Linked DNA regions of Homo sapiens: region 2 is linked to region 1. Evidence: chromatin contacts called from ENCODE Hi-C or POLR2A ChIA-PET data. All regions are on one chromosome and are shown on one strand. Each heading gives the region's core, a stretch centred on a gene start or an enhancer-like site at or near the end of the contact. The rest is flanking DNA. Distances are from core to core; before and after follow the strand shown. Region 1 holds the start of TNFRSF8 (TNF receptor superfamily member 8). Region 2 overlaps VPS13D (vacuolar protein sorting 13 homolog D).

Region 1 (6,522 bases), core at 2,268-4,767:
CCCTTCTACTCTTCACAGCACTTTCATACCACCTGAAACCTGCCGAGGGCACCCGGGGGCTCTATCCACTGCCTGCTTTTAAGAGTCCCATGAATGGCTGTTTTCCTTGGTTGCTACCAGCCCATCTCCCCCTGGGATCCAGCTGGCTCCCTGGCCACAAAATGTGCCTTCCCTCCACTTAAGCCATGTGTCAGCTACTTTCCTGGGCGCCCTGGGGGAATTCTGGTTCTCAGGAGTACACAGTTTCCTGGGGCAGAGGGATGCATGAACCAGTCATTATGGTTATGACATGATGAGATCAGATCTAGAATTGCGGCACAAAAAATGACAGAAACCACTTTTTGACTGGGAAGAGGGCTGGGGGACAGGAGACACTGCCAGGAAAGCAACAAGGAGGAGGTGGCATTGGAACAGGTTAGGAAGATGATCAGGAGTCTGTGTGCGTCCCAGGTGGAGGCCAGCGTGGGCAAAGGCTGGCAGGGGTGAGAAGGCTGCACATTTGGCTGGAGTATAGGTCCAGGAGAAGTAAAAAGGCACAAGGGAGGAGTCAGCCCCTGCCAGGCTGTGAGCAGACTTGTGCACCCTTGCATTTGGGTGACTCTGACCCAGGGGAGCCACTGCAGGGGTTCCTTTCCTGCAGAATGGGCATAAAAGTAGGACCTTGTTCATGGGGTTTTCATGAGGATACAAGAAACCAATGCCTGAAAACTCTTAGCACAAAATAAGCACTCAAAGGTAGCTGTTATTGTTATCATTAAATGAATAATATAATTTTCTACGTGGTCCTCTGCCAAAACACACACCATACTTCCGCAAGGGTTCTCTACAGGGGAGTGTCTTGGTGAGATGTGTGTGCTAGAAAGGTCTCTTTGGAAATCCATGGAGGGAAGGATATGAGGGAGAGACAAGTTTCCACAACATCTATAGATTTATCCTTTTTAATGGATGTGCAATATTCCATTAAATGGATGTACCACAATTTCCGTAATCATTTCTTGTTGTGAATCTCAGAGTATTTCAAAAATTTATAAATAATATATAAGGAAATGTTACTGTATAGTTTTCTTTTTTCTTTTTCTAGTTTTCCAGTTAAATTATTTCCTTAGTTTTTCTTCACTGAGGTGAAATTACTGAGCCACTCACAAGTAGTACACATTTTTTTTTTTTTTTGGCTTTTGCTAAAAATTGCCATACTGCTTTCTGAAAAGGGTTGTAACATTTACCAGCAGAGTATGAATGAGTATTCTGGTCTCACCACAACTTTGGGGTTGGATTTACCAAAATTGTTTTTATAAAGCAAAAAAAAAAAAATGATGATTGTATAGATCTAAAAGGTTATCAAAGGTTGCTTGAATTTGCATTTCTTTAATTACTAAAAAGGTTAAACTTATAAAACTTGTAATTGATTTTTATTTGTATTTCTCCTTGTGCAAGCTATTTTGATGCTGTTGTTCATTTATTTATTCAAAACACCAGCCCTTCTCTCTCTCTCTTTTTTAATTAAACAAAAAATAGAGATGAGGTCTTGCTACGTTACCCGGGCTGGTCTCAAACTGGGCTCAAGTGATCCTCCAACCTCGGCCTCCCAAAGTGTTGGGATTACAGATATGAGCCATGTCACCCAGCTGCCAGCTTTTCTACTTTTGTAGTAGAAAGCTCTGGACTGGGAAGCAGGTGTCTTGCGTTCCTCCTGTCCCTGTCTGGTTCTGTCATTATCACAGGCAGGTCACTTCCATAATTGCTTACCTCATTGTTTAACATAGTCCCAGCTCAAACAGCCTAAGATACTGGGCCTGGTACATCCAGAGGAGAGTCTGGAAGTGGGTCTCTTGGGAAGGGGCATGATGGAGCAGTTTTCCCAAGTGGAGTCCAGCAGCCCCAGGAGGGTTGAGCATGGAGTGGTCAGTTGTGGAGACCTTGCTGGGAAGTTCCTGGTGGGAGGTTATCACTCCTACCCTATAGGGCCTTCACCTGATGGAGGCCTGGTACCTCGCAGGACAGATCAAGGTAGACACAGAAGCCAGAGTATCCTTAGGCTATTCTGGGCTCAGGGAAAATAACTGGCCCACCCTTAATTAGAGCACCTAGGACTGCCTGCCTATTTCTGAGCCTTGGCTTTCACATCTGAAAACCAAACAAAATCAGTCAAAAGAACCCTTGACCTGTGGCCCACCCAGCAGATGCTCAACACAGACACACGGAATGTGGAATAAAAGGAGCAAAGAGAAAACCCAGGGGATGGGGAAGCACTGGAAGGGAAAATCATTCACCAGCAAATGAGAACATAGTACGAGGAGGCTTGAATCATTTCTGTTAGGAGAGAGTGCCAGCCGCCTCCTCCAGGAAGAAAACTCTAAAGGGTCAGGCCTCAGGGAAATAAAATGATCTATACCATCCATCAGTTCCTCCAACATTCAGTCCATCCATCTACCAATCCACCCACCCATTTACCCACTCACCTGCTGCTCATCCATCCATCCATCCATCCACCTATGCATCCATCCATCCATCCATCTATGCATCCATCCATCCACCCATCCACCCACCCATTTACCCACTCACCTGCTGCTCACCCATCCATCCATCCATCCATCCATCCATCCATCCATCCATCCACTTATGCATCCATCCATCCACTTATGCATCCATCCATCCATCCATCCATCCATCCATCCATCCATCCACCTATGCATCCATCCATCCATCCATCCATCCATCCATCCATCCATCCATCCATCCACTTATGCATCCATCCATCCATCCATCCATCCATCCATCCACCTATGCATCCATCCATCCATCCATCTATGCATCCATCCATCCACCCATCCACCCACCCATTTACCCACTCACCTGCTGCTCACCCATCCATCCATCCATCCATCCATCCACTTATGCATCCATCCATCCATCCATCCATCCATCCACTTATGCATCCATCCATCCATCCATCCATCCATCCATCCATCCATCCATCCACCTATGCATCCATCCATCCATCCATCCATCCATCCATCCATCCATCCATCCACTTATGCATCCATCCATCCATCCATCCATCCATCCATCCATCCATCCATCCACCTATGCATCCATCCATCCATCCATCCATCCACCAATTTATCATCCACTCACTGATTCATTTTACAGCAAATGCTTATGAATGGGGATGGGTGGGTGATGGTTGCTTTTTCTGCAGTCTCCCTAGGCCAGTTGTCCCTTCCAAAGAATCTCAAGGGCATGGGAGAAGGTCCTGGCTGATCGTGTCAGGGACAGGAAACTACTCACATTTCACCGTTTCTTGGGGCAGGAGTGGAGGTGGGGGCATTGGAACCCCCTTGGGGCCTCCTAATATCCTGTGAGTCCCCACCTCCAGGGCCAGAAGCTGCCTGCCTCCGCTCCCCGCAGCCCAGGTGCGGCGGGCAGCACACTCCCTAGAGCCAGGACCACTAGTTCCGTCAAATCCGGGGCGGGCCATTCAAACAGCTAAGGGAGGCGTCTCCTAGTGTGCCTTTTCCTGAGTCATCTCTGCACGTGTTTGCCCCCTTTTTTCTTCGCTGCTTGTAGCTAAGTGTTCCTGGAACCAATTTGATACGGGAGAACTAAGGCTGAAACCTCGGAGGAACAACCACTTTTGAAGTGACTTCGCGGCGTGCGTTGGGTGCGGACTAGGTGGCCGCGGCGGGAGTGTGCTGGAGCCTGAAGTCCACGCGCGCGGCTGAGAACCGCCGGGACCGCACGTGGGCGCCGCGCGCTTCCCCCGCTTCCCAGGTGGGCGCCGGCCGCCAGGCCACCTCACGTCCGGCCCCGGGGATGCGCGTCCTCCTCGCCGCGCTGGGACTGCTGTTCCTGGGGGCGCTACGAGCCTTCCCACAGGTAAGCGGGTGACGGGCGCCTGGGGAGGTGCCGGCGGTCCAGAGCCCGGACAGTGTGGGGTGCGTGGGACGCAAGGGAGGACACTCCTCACCCCGTTCCCTGCCCAGCTGGAGTGAGGGGGCGCGGGTGACAAGCAGGAACACCGGAATATGCTAGCACCCACAGGTGGGAGGCTGGCTGAAGGGCTAGTGGTGGGGGGCGCCTCCTTCTCACCCCGCGATGGCTGGGACTGATTCATTCATTCAGTGTGAATTGGACTGAGAGCACTGCCATACGCGGGAGGCGCTCTTTAGCCCGCCTACCTGCGGGCCCGTCGGGGTCCTGGGCAGATCAGGTGAGGCCGTGGGAGTAGTGGGCAGGCCAGATGGGGCCTCCCTTAGCCATGGGAGGTTGGTCGTCCGCGCTCTACCCTGTTGTGTGCGCGGTCCCGTTTGCCCCCTTCCTAAGCTGGCCACTGGCTGGAGGGTCAAGGAAAGGAGGGAGAGTTGGCTGTGGGTGAGAGTGGGGTGAGGGTGCAGGACCACCGGGATTAGCTTCCCCAATCCGCGTCCGGCAAAGCAACGCTGTGGATTGAATTCGCTGGAGCACGTGGTGGGCATTTGCCCCTGGAAGAAGGTCAGTGGTGGGGCTGAAGTCTATGGTGGGTTGCCTCAGAATTGAGTTTGGGGACTGCTTTAGGAAAACTGAGCACTTACCAGTGGCCAGCGCCAAATTAATCACTGTGGGGAGAATGCAAAGTAACCAGGCGTGTTTCACGGAGCCCAGGGGCTGCTGGAGAGAGAGGCCCTCAGCTGACCCAGGACCCCGGTGGACCCCTGCATAGAACCATAGTAGGTGCGAGTGGATGCCTGCTGAATGATACAGAGGGAAAGGAAGGAGCAGGCTGTTAGTCCAGCGGTGGGTCACGGTGGGGGAGAGGGAAGACCCAGTTCCCCTTTAATCCTACAGGAAGAGAGGACTCCATGCTATGGATCAATTCTAGTCATCTGAACCTTAGGCAGTGGGAGGAGAGTGGCAGAGTGGGCTTTAGGCAGGAGGGAGGAACTATGCAGCAAAGGAGGAACTATGCCCTCTTCCATTTCCAATGGGCAATGTGAGGTATTCCCCCTTTCCCCCCAAGAGGGCAGAGGGGACAAAGCCCTGGCTAGAGACACCCTGTCCCAGCTCTGCAAGCCCTCACCTGGGGGAAGGTAAGAGTTTGGAGTGCCAAGGTCTTGGGGAGATGAAGGGAAGGAAGAGATGTGAGAGGTGCTTGGGGGGCTTTGCTGGTTTGGTTTGGCAGCTGAAGCTCATGTGCTTCCTTTCTGTAGAGTGAAGCCCCCTCCACTTTTTTTAATGTTAGAGACAGGGTCTCACTCTGTTGTCCAGGCTGGAGTGCGATCATAACTCACTACAGCCTGAACTCTCATACCAAACCTTTTTTTTTTTTTTTTTTTTTTGAGACTGAGTCTCACTCTTGTTGCCCATGCTGGAGTGCAATGCTCGATCTCGGCTCACTGCAACCTCTGCCTCCCGGATTCAAGTGATTCTCCTGCCTCAGCCTCCCAGGTAGCTGGGATTACAGGCATGTGCCACCACACCCGGCTAATTTTTGTATTTTTAGTAAAGATGAGGTTTCACCATGTTGGTCAGTCTGGTCTCGAACTCCTGACCTCAAGTGATCCTTCCGTCTCGGCCTCCCAAAGTGCTAGGGTTACAGGCATGAGCCACCACACCCAGCCTCCCATACCCTTTTTAAAATAAAAATACTATATATTTAATTGCACAAGGAATATATAAATATATTCTCAAAGCAAAACTGTAAACGCTACAGATAAAGCCAAGTCTTTTGACACCGCCTCATCCTGATCCCTTCAAAGATATAACCACCATAATTGATTTGGTGTGTTTCCTTTGCAGACCTTTATAAATGCATGTCCATATTTATATTGTTTTAATAGACATATATATAGTTTTCCATATACTATACCCTACAGTACATATGGTTCTTCATTTGGCTTTATAATGTCTATGAGGCATCTTGGTGAGCTTTCCATGCTGAAACTTACAGATCCTCTGCCTATCTTTTAAAATGCTATGTGATCTTTTGCCAAATGGGATGTTTCATAGTTTATTTATGTCCTGGATGGATGGGTGCTAAGGTTGCCACCATTGTTCTTTCTTTCTTTCTTTGTTCTCTACTACAGTGCACAGCCCTATATGGATGCTTTTGGAAATAAATGTCTGTGATTCTTTCCTAGACAAGAGACTGAGAAGAGAATACTGAGGTTGCAGGGCGAAAATGCATTCAAATTAAAAGACACCACCGAACTGCCTTCCAGGGTGGCTGGACAATTTACCCTCCCGCTAGCAGTGCAAGAGAGTAGTAACTTTCCCACATCCTAACCGACATTTGATCTTATCAGCATTTTAATTTTTCTCAATGTGATTAGTGAAAAGGGTTATATCCTTGTTGCCTTAATTTGCATTTCTCGCCTACCGGGGAAGCTGAGCATCTCTCTGGGCTCAGGCACTAGGTCATTTCTTGGCAGGAGTCAGGGAGTCCTTGGGGAAGGGACTACCTGCCCAACACAGTACTCCTTTTTGCCCCTCAAGCCTTCTCCCACTTCTGTTTTTTCCAGTAAAGGTTCGGGAAGCTCGTTATTT
Region 2 (6,522 bases), core at 2,787-5,286, 390 kb after region 1:
CCTTCTACCTCAGATACCCAGTTTTTAAATTTTCCCCCATGCATACCTCCCCTGCATTTTTAACTTTTTATTTGCGGCAAGGGGTAAATATTAGCAGGAGTTTCCCAGAGGGACTTGTATTTTTGAAAGGATCAAAGCCTGATGCTTAAAGGGAAGAGTCTAGAGGAAGGATTCTTTTTCTTGGGATAGACAATAGAAAGATGAGGTCAGAGACAGTGTGTGTGAGGTAGAAAGTAATCAGCTTCAACCCCTGGAGTCACAACAGAGGACTTAAGGAAACTGAGTCCTGAAGAATCCGTTCTGCTTAAGCAGGAAAGTTGGTGAATCTTTTTTATAAACAAGGGTTAATTAGTTCTCTTCTAAGTAAAAAGTACATTGAACCAGATCTCTCATTTTCCTATCTTTCTAGTCGTTGAAGGTTTTCTCTTAAAATCAACAAAAGGCATCAGGATAGGCCGTGTAGCCACCTTTGGAAAGGGCAGATGTTGAGTTAAGTGGATTCTGTTCTCTTCCATAGTCCAGGACTTTTCAGACCTGAAATCAGTTAACCTGGAGATGACTAATTCAGGTTCAAGACACCAGATCTGCTGGAAGTAGATGGGTGTGAATTTTTAATGTCCTTTCCCAGGTCACCCTTTGTGGATTGAGAGATAGCAAAGGTTGGAATGACGACTGAAAGGCCACTGAGGAATCCAAGGGACATCCTAGGCAAATCCTAGGCAAAGACCAGAGGTTTCTGAGGAACTGTTGGGAAGTAGCTAAGCTGCAAGTTTATTCCTATTTTAGCCCATCTGAAAAAAAATGGGAACATTTGAGTTCATTTTTAAAAGAACCTTCTTTTGACCTTTCATTTGAGCCTGGGATCAAGCCAGTTTTCTAAAGAAATGAGACAGGACTTAATTTAAGTACCTTAGATTTGAACTACCTCCCATTCCCATTCTACCTCCTCTGCAAAAGACAGGTTCAACTTCTTTGTTCTCCCAGATGCTAAAGACCAGTTCCCAATTGGTGGTCTTACCCAGATACATGACACTTGTGTATAAATAACTTCCCTGGACATTGCTAGAAGTGAAGTATCAGCTTTGCATGTGTAGCTTTCCCAAAATGCAGGTCTATCCTACCCACCACCATAAAAAGTTAGTTGTTAGAAACAATAGCTTAGTTTCCACTGTGAATGGTGTATTACTCTTAGATGGGTCAGGGGTATTTTGAATAGCAGAAGACTGGCAAAGATCAGCTGGACATGGTGGCTCACACCTGTAATCCCAGAACTTTGGGAGGCCAAGGTGGGCGGATCATGAGGTCAGGAGTTTGAGACCAGCCTGGCCAGCATGGTGTGAAACCCCATCTGTACTAAAAATACAAAAATTAGCCAGGCATGGTGTCGCGTGCCTGTAATCCCAGTCACTCAGGAGGCTGAGGCAGGAGAATTGCTTGACCCTAGGAGGCTGAGGTTGCAGTGAGCCAAGATCATGCCACTGCACTCCAGCCTGGGTGACAGATCAAGACTCCCTCTCAAAAAAGAAAAAAAAAAAAAAGAACAATGGCAAAGATCAAGAGGAATGAAGATTGAACCAAATGAACTTTCAAAATCTTCTTTTTTTACCCTAGGAGCATGGTTGGTTTTGCCTGCTTTCTCTCTATAGTCCTCTTTCTCTCCATAGTCCTCTTTCTTTCCATATCCCCCTATATTTGTATCTCCATATATGTCCATTACTGGTACATGAAACAGGCCTTTCCAGAGCAGTAGCTTCTTTTGGAGTTAGTTTGCTTGACCAGACCAGCTCTAACTTAGCAAATGTTTTAGCTTTGGTGTTCTACGTCCTTCAGGAAATCATTCTCCTATAAGAAGCTGGGGTGGAAGAGGAGACCTCTCCTCCATAGGCAGCACCTCTTGAAATCACTGGTCCCAATCTCCACCCCAGTCTGGCCTCCATCTTTCTTCCTAGTATAAATGGTACATACTAGTAATGTAAGCTGGTGTGGTGTGATGTGATCCACATAACGGACATGTACCAAGCCTCCTATTTCTTTGGGACCTGTTTCAGATTGTCAGAGTAGTAGCTTTGGGAAAAGAAGTAGATTCTAGGCCACGTGGCCTCCGGAAAGGTCTGGGTGATGGAAGTGGGCCAGGTGTCTGAGTTACGGATATGGATCAAGAAAGAACACTGGAGCCTGACTCCTCTTCCTTGTCCAGATATTTGCATGTAATTTTTCAGAAATTTTTTAATATACTTTTGTCAGCTGCCTTCCTTTGTCAGTTCTGCTACTTGGGAGAGAAAAGAGATATGCCTGATATCTCTGTATAATTTTCACTGGCATTTAGGAAGGAATTTTTCTACGAAGACAATAGCAAAAGTCATGGTTGGGTTACCTCTCTAGGTTACCCAGTATCACACATAGATACTTAGCAGACTTTTGCTGGAAATGCTCATGGTCTTTCCAGCTTTATCTGTAAAATGAGCATAATAATACTACCTCACAGGATTGTTGTGAGGATTAAGCTAGTTAAATATTTCATTGATGAGAGGCCCCAAAGACAGTGGCTGGCACATGACGAACGTTGTTGGCTGATGCTTATGATTCCAGAAGTTCCACTGTGGTCTTCAGTACTTGGAAGTTTGCCCTTACCTACTCTGCCACACACTCATCTAAAACTTAATTTATTTAAAGAAATAGTTGGGAACGGATTTCTTTCTAAAAACCTCAAAAAACTTATTCCAAACCCTTGAAACCTATTTTACTTTTGCCACAAGAAGCTCAGCTTATACTGGTGCCCAGCATCTATGATTATTCTCTCTGATGTCATCAGCCTCCTTTCTTCTAAGCCTTTGGCATTAAAGTGAATATATTTATTCATTTGAAATAAATACAAAGTACTTTGTAAGAATGGAGGTCTTGTGACTAGGAAGGAGATCATCTTGAGCTTCTTTTCTGTTGAGGAATGTTCGGTTTCATTTCTAAAGTTCTGTATTTTGCGATTTTAATTGACATATTTATGCTTTCCTTTGTTCCAGAATGGGCATGAGGTGATTTCCATAGTTTAGGATGAGACATGCAAGATTCAGTGGGGGAGAAAGAGGAGGGAACCGGAGAGCACTCATTGGAAGAAAGGATAGGATTTCCAGTAATAACCCTTTGATTTGTGTTTTTTTCCAAGTGCTTTCGTAACCAAGGTCGCCGTGGGTAACTCCATGGGTGGTGTTCTCCCTGTTTTGTAGATGAAGACACTGATTCTAAAGAGAGTGTGTCTTTTGCTCATGTTCACCCAGCTGATACTAATGACAAGAGTTGGCATCAGGACTCTGCTTTTGAGAGCCTGTGTGTTTTCTTGGAGTTGAAATAAGTTATCTGCCAAATCAGGCTTTATGGTGTGACCGCCATAGAGGGAATTTTTTTTCCTGCATTATAATCTATCTCCTGGTTCAGTACTGAGGCACAAGCTATTTATGCAAAAACCTTGTTAGAATGGCAAAACAGGAGCTCTCATGGGGTGGGAAGGCATATTCCCCATGGCCAGTGCTAACTGTATGGAAACCTGTCTTCAGGCTTCCCTCTGCATGCTTCATGGGGTTTCAGCAACAGACAAGTAGGGGTCTGGCATTTTCAACATAAGCATACCCCCCTTCTGCCAAAAAGTCCTACACTGGGTCCTAGCTGATGAAGAGCTGAAAGGCAGGACACAATTCCATCCACAGCTGGGCTTCAGGATTCATCCTTCCTTCATAATTCTTTATAATCAATGTAGAAAAACTATAGGGAAAATAGGATTTGACTAAGCCCCGACTTCTCTATGTTGAAGATCAGTTGTCTTGATTCTACCTGTGTACATCCTGCTTATTTCTGCGGTTTTTACTTTATAGCATACTCCACCAATCCTTTTTAAGGAAAAAGCAAAATCCTATTATGGGAATGCTTCAAACCACTCTGAGCTTCCAGATTAATCTGAAACAGCATCTGAGTTCACAACTGGGTCAGAGTTGCAGAATAGCAAGAGAAACTTGCCAGTTCAGCAGGCGTGTGTCTTGGGTTAGTTAAGACAGCAGGACAGTCCTGAGGCCTGACTTCCTTGCATGTGTTTCAACCTTGGGTGCTGAGATAATTCTGGGTGGCTTTAGATAACTTTGTTTCTTAACTGAAAAAGGAGTGTCTGTTGCCTGATAAGTGTTTATCCGTGAAATAGCAACATGGTGTGCATCTTAGGGTAGGAGGGCTTTTAGATCTCCAGAGACCAGGAAAAAAAAAAAAGCAAGGTCATTGGCTTAGGCATATTACTGGAATTAGGATGTCAGTCCCAACTTTAAAATGCCTGTATTGTTTTTATTCAGGGTCCCCTTTCTGGATTCCTCCCCTTTTTTTCTCTTTGCCTTAAGGGCTATACATAATCCATAACCAAGTAGAACTGAAAACAGACAAAAGCACTCCTCTTCTAGTGGATAGAAATCTGGAATCCAGAAATGCTTCCTTCTTGCCAAACCTCAACTTGTTCCGTGCCTTTTTTTTTTTTTTAAATGCCTCTTCCCAGCCTCCCCACCCTTTCGTGATTTGGCTGAGTGAGGACTAGCTGTTTGGTTTGCCTTTTATCAACAATAGATATTCACTGCTTTTCAGGTCACATTTTCCTTTAACTCTTCTCTGTTTATGAGTATCACAAAAGGGTTCTTCAACATCAAGGCAAAACTCACACTCAGAATACTTTTTAACTGTGGATATTTTGACAGTATGAAACGGAAGTCAGTGGTGAAGACTTTCGTTTTGAAGTGACTTAGGTCTTACATGACTCAAAGATGGTTTTCCTAGTAGTATACCAGCAGAGTTGAAAATGACTCTGAAATTGAAAGTCCCATACTACTTCTAAGAAACTTGTAAAAAGTGTTGGCCAAATGCTACACCAAACATTTTGCATTAATTATTCTCTTAACTCTTCAAAACAGTCCTTTGCAGGCCAGGCTCGGTGGCTTATGCCTGTAATCCTAGCACCTCGTGGGGCCGAGGTAGGCAGATCACATGAAGCCAGGAGTTCAAGACCAACCTGGCCAACACGGTGAGACCCTGTCTCTACTAAAAATACAAAAATTAGCCAGGCGTGGTGGCACACAACTGTAATCCCTGCTACGGGAGGCTGAGGCATGAGAACCGCTTGAACCCAGGAGGTGGAGGTTGCAGTGAGCTGTGATCGCACCACTGCACTCCAGCCTGGGTAACAGACTGAGACTCAGCCAGCAAAAAAAAAGAGCAATCCCTTACAGTAGAAAGTATGTGATTTTAGCAGATGGATAAACTGAGGTTCAGAGAAATTAAGCCTCTTCCACCAGCATGCGTGTTTGGTAACTGTCAGGGTAAGATTTGATTCCTTTGCTCCTGCTTGTTTGACTACATCGTGGCAACTCCCACAAAGTTCATGGCAGCCTTACTTAGAGGCACAATAGATAGTTGGGTTTTCCAAATTTATGAGTTCAGACATAGCTTATTGCAGACAATGCTGATTAGAATTAGAGCTGTGCTGGTAGCTGAGGTTTGCAGCTGTACAACCTTGTATAGTCTCTGACTTGTGGTGGTTTAACTTACAATTTTTTGACTTGACGATGACGTAAAAGCTATATGCATTCAGTAGAAACTGTACTTCAGATTTTGAGTTTTGATCTTCCTGGGCTGGTGACATGTGATCCGATTCTGTCGCAGTGCTGGGCACTAGGGCAGCCGCAGCTCCTAGTTAGCCACGTGATCATGAAGAGGGAACAAATACTCTACAGTGGGCCCTGCTGCCAGATGACTTCGCCCAGCTGTCAGCTAATGTAAGTGTTCCGGGCATGTTTAGATATGTTAGGTGTATGAAATTCATTTTTACTTAAAGCCTTTTCAACTTAAAAATGGGCTTACCCGGACGTAATCCCATCATAAGTCAAGGAGCATCTGTACTTGGAAGAATATAAAACTTCTCCATCACACTACGGAGTCCTGCCACTTCTCTCTTTTCCTGTTGTATTTGGTTACCATCTTCCCTGGTGACAAGGAAGATACTGCCACCAGCAATTACTCAGTGAGGCAAAGATATTAAAGAGGAAATTTCCATTAGGTAAATAACTGTGAAAGAAGAACCCAAGAGAAGGGAGAGAAATTCAAGCCCCAGCTCCTGTTACACTGGCCAAATGCCTTTGGCACCCCATGCTTGCTGAAGATCATAAAAGGGTCAGGTAAACTGATCAGACAGAACAGAGGAACACAGTGTGAATTTTTTCCCTTGCCCCATTCCAGTGTCTACTTGAATTTCAGTTTTAGAAAATCAACCCTTCGGAGCCAGGCCCCAAACCCAGGCTAATTTGCAGTGTCTCCATTTGTGTAGACAATGAGATTATTTTGGGAAGGAGGGTGTTGACAGAGTGTGTGTTAGCTATTCAGTAGAACTGGCATCTTGAAGTACTTCTGAGATTTTTACCCCCTTGCTGAAAATATTGCTTTATAGAAGTTAATGACTTTGGACTGTGGCCAGAATTCACAAGTATGGCATGTGTTGAAGTGAAA

The links. Hi-C counts contacts between places; a loop is a spot of excess contacts on that map. ChIA-PET counts read pairs that join two places held with the same protein, here RNA polymerase II (POLR2A). Pooled maps may share reads with other maps.
Region 2: a loop to region 1 is called in a pooled map, with 3 times the contacts of the local background. The contact joins the enhancer-like site here to the promoter of TNFRSF8 in region 1. A Hi-C loop is called at or near these places in 3 of 37 single-sample maps with no recorded cell type and 13 of 50 pooled maps. POLR2A ChIA-PET finds 5 or more read pairs at or near these places in 3 of 52 experiments (GM12878, HCT116 and activated naive CD4-positive, alpha-beta T cell).

Annotation. Positions count from the first base shown.
Region 1 is chr1:12,059,786-12,066,307 of GRCh38, forward strand. It overlaps TNFRSF8 (TNF receptor superfamily member 8), which reads left to right and starts at 3,518. Exons shown (of 15, transcript NM_001243.5): 1 at 3,518-3,876. The coding sequence starts at 3,814. RefSeq lists silencers at 2,961-3,193, 3,781-3,910.
Region 2 is chr1:12,444,900-12,451,421 of GRCh38, forward strand. The region is part of intron 65 of VPS13D (vacuolar protein sorting 13 homolog D); the gene reads left to right. Among named protein-coding and RNA genes, the nearest start is that of SNORA59A, 59 kb to the right of the region's middle. Within about 2 kb of position 4,037, at least 17 of the 41 ENCODE cell types and tissues checked have a DNase peak (open chromatin) inside an H3K27ac peak, as active enhancers do.